Linked DNA regions of Homo sapiens: region 1 is linked to region 2. The links are chromatin loops, found by intact Hi-C in ENCODE. Cell type or tissue: Calu3. All regions are shown on one strand. Links, peaks and the distances in the headings refer to the core of each region. The heading gives the core; the rest is flanking DNA. Region 1 overlaps LOC124905257 (a long non-coding RNA gene). Region 2 has its middle 540 kb from the start of CNKSR2.

What was found. Peaks named below come from ENCODE experiments on the same cell type or tissue, not always from the same donor. Only the 100,000 strongest peaks of a DNase experiment are listed, where the experiment ranks them.
Region 1: it touches region 2 in a loop (3-fold over the local background); 1 of 110 quality-filtered maps calls a loop at or near these places.

Annotation. Positions count from the first base shown.
Region 1 is chrX:20,679,798-20,682,725 of GRCh38, reverse strand. All of the region lies in intron 2 of LOC124905257 (a long non-coding RNA gene), which reads left to right. Among named protein-coding and RNA genes, the nearest start is that of RPS6KA3, 410 kb to the right of the region's middle. In Calu3, for the core only: a CTCF peak has its summit at 1,587; no DNase peak of the experiment used is centred there.
Region 2 is chrX:20,829,014-20,831,931 of GRCh38, reverse strand. No RefSeq gene overlaps it. Among named protein-coding and RNA genes, the nearest start is that of CNKSR2, 540 kb to the left of the region's middle. In Calu3, for the core only: no CTCF peak of the experiment used is centred there; a DNase peak (open chromatin) is centred at 1,771.

The DNA of each region.
Region 1 (2,928 bases), core at 329-2,828, 150 kb after region 2:
GCCAGCCATCACCAATGACTTTGACTGTGGGAGAAGAAAGAAATGGTTGAATGGCTAATCTAGCCCAGCTGATTTGGAGACCATAAATCTTTAATGGTACAAGCCCATAATTTCTGTGACATTCCTAATCAATATCCAGGTACCTAAATATAGTAATATCCAAAAGAAGAATTAGAATCCTCTAGATTTGTGGTTTTCTGCAACAAAGCTAAAGAAGAAATTAAATGAGAGGTTCGGGTTTATAACAATAGTTTTTCTTTTCTTTATTGGGTGTGTGTATATGTGTGTTTCTGTGTGTGTGTGTGTTTTACAGAGTGAACAATTCCCTTGTGGAAGATTGGTTGAAGGACATTCAGACATAGAAATAAACTCCTTCTATACTTTGTCTCTCTCAAGTAATAGCCACAGGGCTTTCCTTCTCTTCACTCGGGACTTTTATTAGAAGAACCTTTTTTACTGACTTTACTTTCTCTACTCCTATTCACTCCTCCACTTATTAAATTTGACTTCAACCACGCCTCTCCACTTCACTGTAATTTCTCTTATGCTATTAGAGTACTTTAATTCTTTGGAAAGCAACTTTCCTCTTGAAACCTCAACTCCCTTGGATACTGCATTCACATTCTGTTTTGCTTTTTGTCTTAGCCTGATTCCTCTTTTGTAATCTCTGCCACATATTTCTTCTGCTGGTGGTTCAAATATTGATATTCCCCTTGGGTTCCTGAGACCTTGTTGGTCCGTGGCTCTCTTCTCTTTTCTCTATTGCTGGAGTGATCTTTAGAAATCATAGATCTGATTATATCCCTTCTTGACTAATGCTTTAATCTTTCACTAGGATGAATTCCAACCCCCCTTAGAATAGAGTCCAACAGTATTTATCATCCATCCTCATTTATCTCTCCAGCCTCATCTTTCATCACTCCACACCCCACACCCAGCAACTTGATGCTCTAGTTGCACAGAATTACTTACAGCTCTTCAAATGTGCCTTGCTCTATCATTGCACATACAGCTTATTCTCACCTAGACACCCTTCTCTTAATTTTTTACCTAGCTTATATGTCACCTTGCTTGGAGGACTTTCCAACCCCCACCCCAGTCAGGGATAGGTGCTGCATCTGAGTAAACCCACTCAACCCTGTCTATCTCTATCATAGCACTTATTTCATTGTATTATAATGGTAAGAGTATGTACTTATCTCCTATAACAGATGGAATTCTTTACTGGCATGGATTATATTTTATTAATCTCTCTATCCCTAGTACCTAGCAAAGTACCTAGCTTAGTCAGAATAAGATAAACTGTACTGTAGTAAAAAATAAACCCCCAAATTTCAGTGGCAAAAGTTTATTTATCACTCCCACAGAGACTGATTCAGATAAAAAGATGTTTCAAGGTATTTCCTCCATGCAATGACTCAGAAATCAAGGCTTCTTACATCTTGTGACTCCAACATTTCAACATATAGCCCCCATGGGCCCTGAGATGAGGGAAGAATGAGTTTGACAGTGTCACACTGACTTTTAAATGCTTCAGAATGGAGATTGCACACATCATTTCACTCACAGCCCACTGGCCAGAAATAGTTGCACAACCTCAATTTAACCACCAGGGAGACTGGAAAATAAAGGAAGCACATGAACTATTTGGTGAGCACTATAGACATTGCCACAGGTATGTTGAATCAATAAACCCCAGTAAGAATAGTATAAAGTTATAGCTTGGTTCATTCATCAGACAATGATAGAATTCTTGTTGGCACACCGTTCTGAAATAAAGTAAGCTTGTGTTTGAGTTACTTGAAATCAAATAAATATCAATCTTGAAGTCTTTTCAACATCTCGCCAACCACTAGTTTGTAGCTTCAGTGTTTTTCTTGATTTCTATATAAAACTGGGAGGTGGGGGAGAGTAAATAAATTGCAACCACCCAAAAACATACATCTACACTACAGGACTTCTGAGGCTTAAATAAGTACAATGTATAACTTTTCATCATAATTATCAGCAGCCACTACTGCTGCCACAGTTGACAAACACCGTGGAGATGCCTCTGCATCAGTGTTCACTCTACAGCCACTGTGAAAACCATGGCTCCTCATCAGCCTTATACATACTCCTGTCACTTGCTCCCCACATCACAACCAATCATTCTAAGCAATCAAGAGTGAAGCCAGCGCTAAAACAGGAATGGAAAAATATTTACAAGAATCTCATAAAACCAGCAGGCAAAACAGCAAAACATACCAAACAATTTTCATTTCTTCCATTAACCCCTTCCTTTCCTTCTGGTCTTCATCTACCTCCCCAGTTTTCAATTGTTCTTCCAGATAAATGTCTGAGATCGTTTACAGTTTTCTCTTAATAGTGTTTGCGTTCAGATGAGGGACTCCCAGAAAGCTAGATGATAGTGGTGGCATTATTAGGGGCTGGGCTGATACACTATGTTCTCTCAATGATGCTCCACAAGTAGCATCTACTTGCACGCAGGTTCTACTCACAACACGTGGCTCTTTCCATGTAACTCACATCTCCTGCCTCAGAGAAATAATTGACTGCCTATGTTTAAATATATTTTTTCACCTGAGTTTAATATACAAAGAGAAAATGAAGAGCCTAGACCTTACAACTTCTGAGCTGCAGTCTCCCCTCTTTTCTCCTGCTTTTTGTTTTATTCATGCAACACGCATTTATTAAATCATATACTGTGTCAAGCATGCACACTATGCCAACGGATAAAACAGGATGTATCTCCTAAAGCATCCCACTGTCTAGGTTAATGATTTTAAACTGCAGGTCATGACACATGAGTGGGTCATGAAATCAATGTAGCGAGTCATGCCAAGTGTTGTGTTTGTTTGGAGTACAATAGAATGGAAAACATAATAGTACATAATGTTTCATGAAAAGTTTGCTTCATTTCTTATT
Region 2 (2,918 bases), core at 419-2,918:
CTAACTTAGATTTGAGAATCTCAGTGCATTGGAAAACACTGCTTTGGAATTTTACCTTAAAGCATTTCTGTCTTACAGTCATATAGACTAACTCCCAAATCTCTTACTGAAAGTTAAATCAATATAGACATTATGCATCTATTAGTTACTAAAAAAAGCCAAAGTTTCTTAATTAAAACCATCAAATAGGAAGGACAAACACCAATTAACTATAAAATACTATAGCAAATATTTATAGTCCAGAAATATCAAAAGTTAACTATACATAAAATATATTTCAATTTCAGTGAAAGAAAAAATTATTCTGAGGCAATTGCACACAACTTTTTATTCCATGTATTCAGAGTTCTACATTTATCTTTTTCAATTTTCTCATTTTACATATAAGAAAATTTCACATGACCATGATACTGTGATCTTCAGCTTTTGATTATCTTATAAATCAATTTTTGGCATTTGCATTTAACAGCAATGCTTCTTGGCTTAACCAATGTTGGCTTTATTTTTCAAGAGCTGGCTCCTTAGGTTGCTTGAGGAGATCAGCATATGGTGTTTTTTGCAAGGATTTTAAACTTTGATTTATGGGGATTGGAAAAGGTGTCTTAATAAACAACTGCTTTTATTATTTTATTTATTTTCATTTTAGAGATAAGGTCTCACTCTGTCCCCCAGGCTGAAGTGCAGTAGTACGATCATGGTTCACTGCAGCCTTGACCTCATGGGCTCAGGTGATCCTCCCACCTCAGCCTCCCAAGTAGCTGGGATTACAGGTGCGTGTCACCATGCCCAGCTAATTTTTTGTATTTTTTGTATAGATGCCCAGGCTGGTCTCGAATTCCTGGGCTCAAGTGATACACCTGCCTCAGCCTCCCAAAGTGCTGGGAGTACAGGTGTAAGCCACTGCACCTGGCCAAACAACTACTTTTAACATGAATATATGTCTGTGAACATCTTCTTACCAGAAAGGTTGGTCATTCTTTATCAGATGGGTGCCTGGGTTCATATTTCCTGTTTATAACTGTACCCATTCAAGGAAGAACTACTGGAAATAAGATATGGTGTAGCTCTTTTCTATAACAGTCATTTTAAGAGAGAATAATATTCATTTTCTTGACCCTAAAGGCTTCCAATTGTCTGTGCAAGAAGAGTGAACACTATCTTAATTAGCTTCACATGATTTATTCTTGGAGGTGTTAAGGGACAACATTAATTTATTTGAGGACAAAAAGCTCATAGCTCTTCTTAATGAATATTGCTCCAATCTTGAAATACTGATTTAACAATGTGGTTCTAAAAAGTAGCTTAATTTAGACAAAAAATAACACTTAATAATCAATATAGAACCAGGCAGCTGAGACCCAGATGCAGTCCAAACTGAAAGCATACACATATTAGTCCCTCTGAGAAGACAGATTGTAGATCTGCCTTTGTGAATACAATCTAATGCTCCTCATTTTCCTTCAAAGAAATGTAGTCAAAATGTTTTTTTTTCTCTCCAGGCTCTGCGCCAGGCACATACTGTGCAGGCACTGTCAAAACGATGTCACTGCAGCTAAACTCATTTCCTGCCTAAGTCAGTCCTGAATTTCCATCCCTTTCTTCTTGATGTTTACCCTTCCTGCCATTATCTTGAAGTAACCTCTCATTCATCTTTCAGAGAAAATAAAATAATCCCATTCGTCAATTATTAAATAGTAACCAATACTGCTGACCATTGTTTGCCTTCCTGTGACCAGCCATTCACCATGCTAGTGACATGGTGATGTCTCATTTGCCTTCAGAAGGTGATTAATCATTCTGAGGCAACAGACCACACACAGCAGTCTGAGGAAGTGGTGACAGAAGCATTCAAGATGTAGTACAATTTTATAAGGCTAATCCCACATAACTGAGTTGATGATTGCGTTATCCCTCTTTCCCCCTTGTCTGCAAATTGTCTCATATTTTAAAGGTAATATATATCAAAGTCTAAGTAAGGAAGAGTTACTGCTCATAGCATAAAACTTTGAAAAGAAATGCTGATAAGAACCCTTCGATTTAGATGAGTAAACTACTAGAATATGTCAAAACACACAAATATTTGCAGTGAATCATCAAATGCTGGTATAACAGGGATTGTTAGTATCCTTGGGAAAAAATACCTTGAATTTCTATAGATAAGCAATTTGTGTTTTTTTATGCAGTCAGTTGGCAAGGCTTTATTGAGTGTCTATGTGTCCAGTATGTCCAAAGCCTCAAGGAGAAGAAAACAAAAGGGACAACTCCAGTATTATAAAACAGCAGGTCAACAAACTACATGGAAACCCAAGTTCTTCTGAAGGGGATTTCAGGTAGAGTTCTAAGCCAAAAAATATTTTTTTCTCTGCCAGGCATGGTGGCTCACGCCTGTAATCCCAGCACTTTGGGAGGCCGAGGCGGGCAGATCACGAGGTCAAGAGATTGAGACCATCCTGGCCAACATGGTGAAACCCCGTCTCTACTAAAAATACAAAAAAATTAGCCAGGCATGGTGCAGGGCGCCTGTAGTCCCAGCTACTCGGGAGGCTTAGGCAGGAGAATGGCGCGAACCCGGGAGGCAGAGCTTGCAGTGAGCCGAGATCACGCCATTGCACTCCAGACTGAGTGACAAGAGTGAAACTCTGTCTCAAAAAAAAAAAAAATATCAAACTATAGTTCATACAGGTAATAGTAATAATAATTAACACTATTGGCAAAATTAAGGCACATGGAAGTTTAATAAGTTCGTCAAGATTATAAAGTGAGCATAACAAAGAATGTAGAAACAGTGTATAGGTTTTAAAGGCCTAGAACATTTGCATTATCTGGAATCTGGATTAAAACTTCCCAGGAAATTGTGTTTATTGCCTCAATTTGTTCTTATGTGAAACAGAGAACTAAATGAGATAATGTATAAGTAG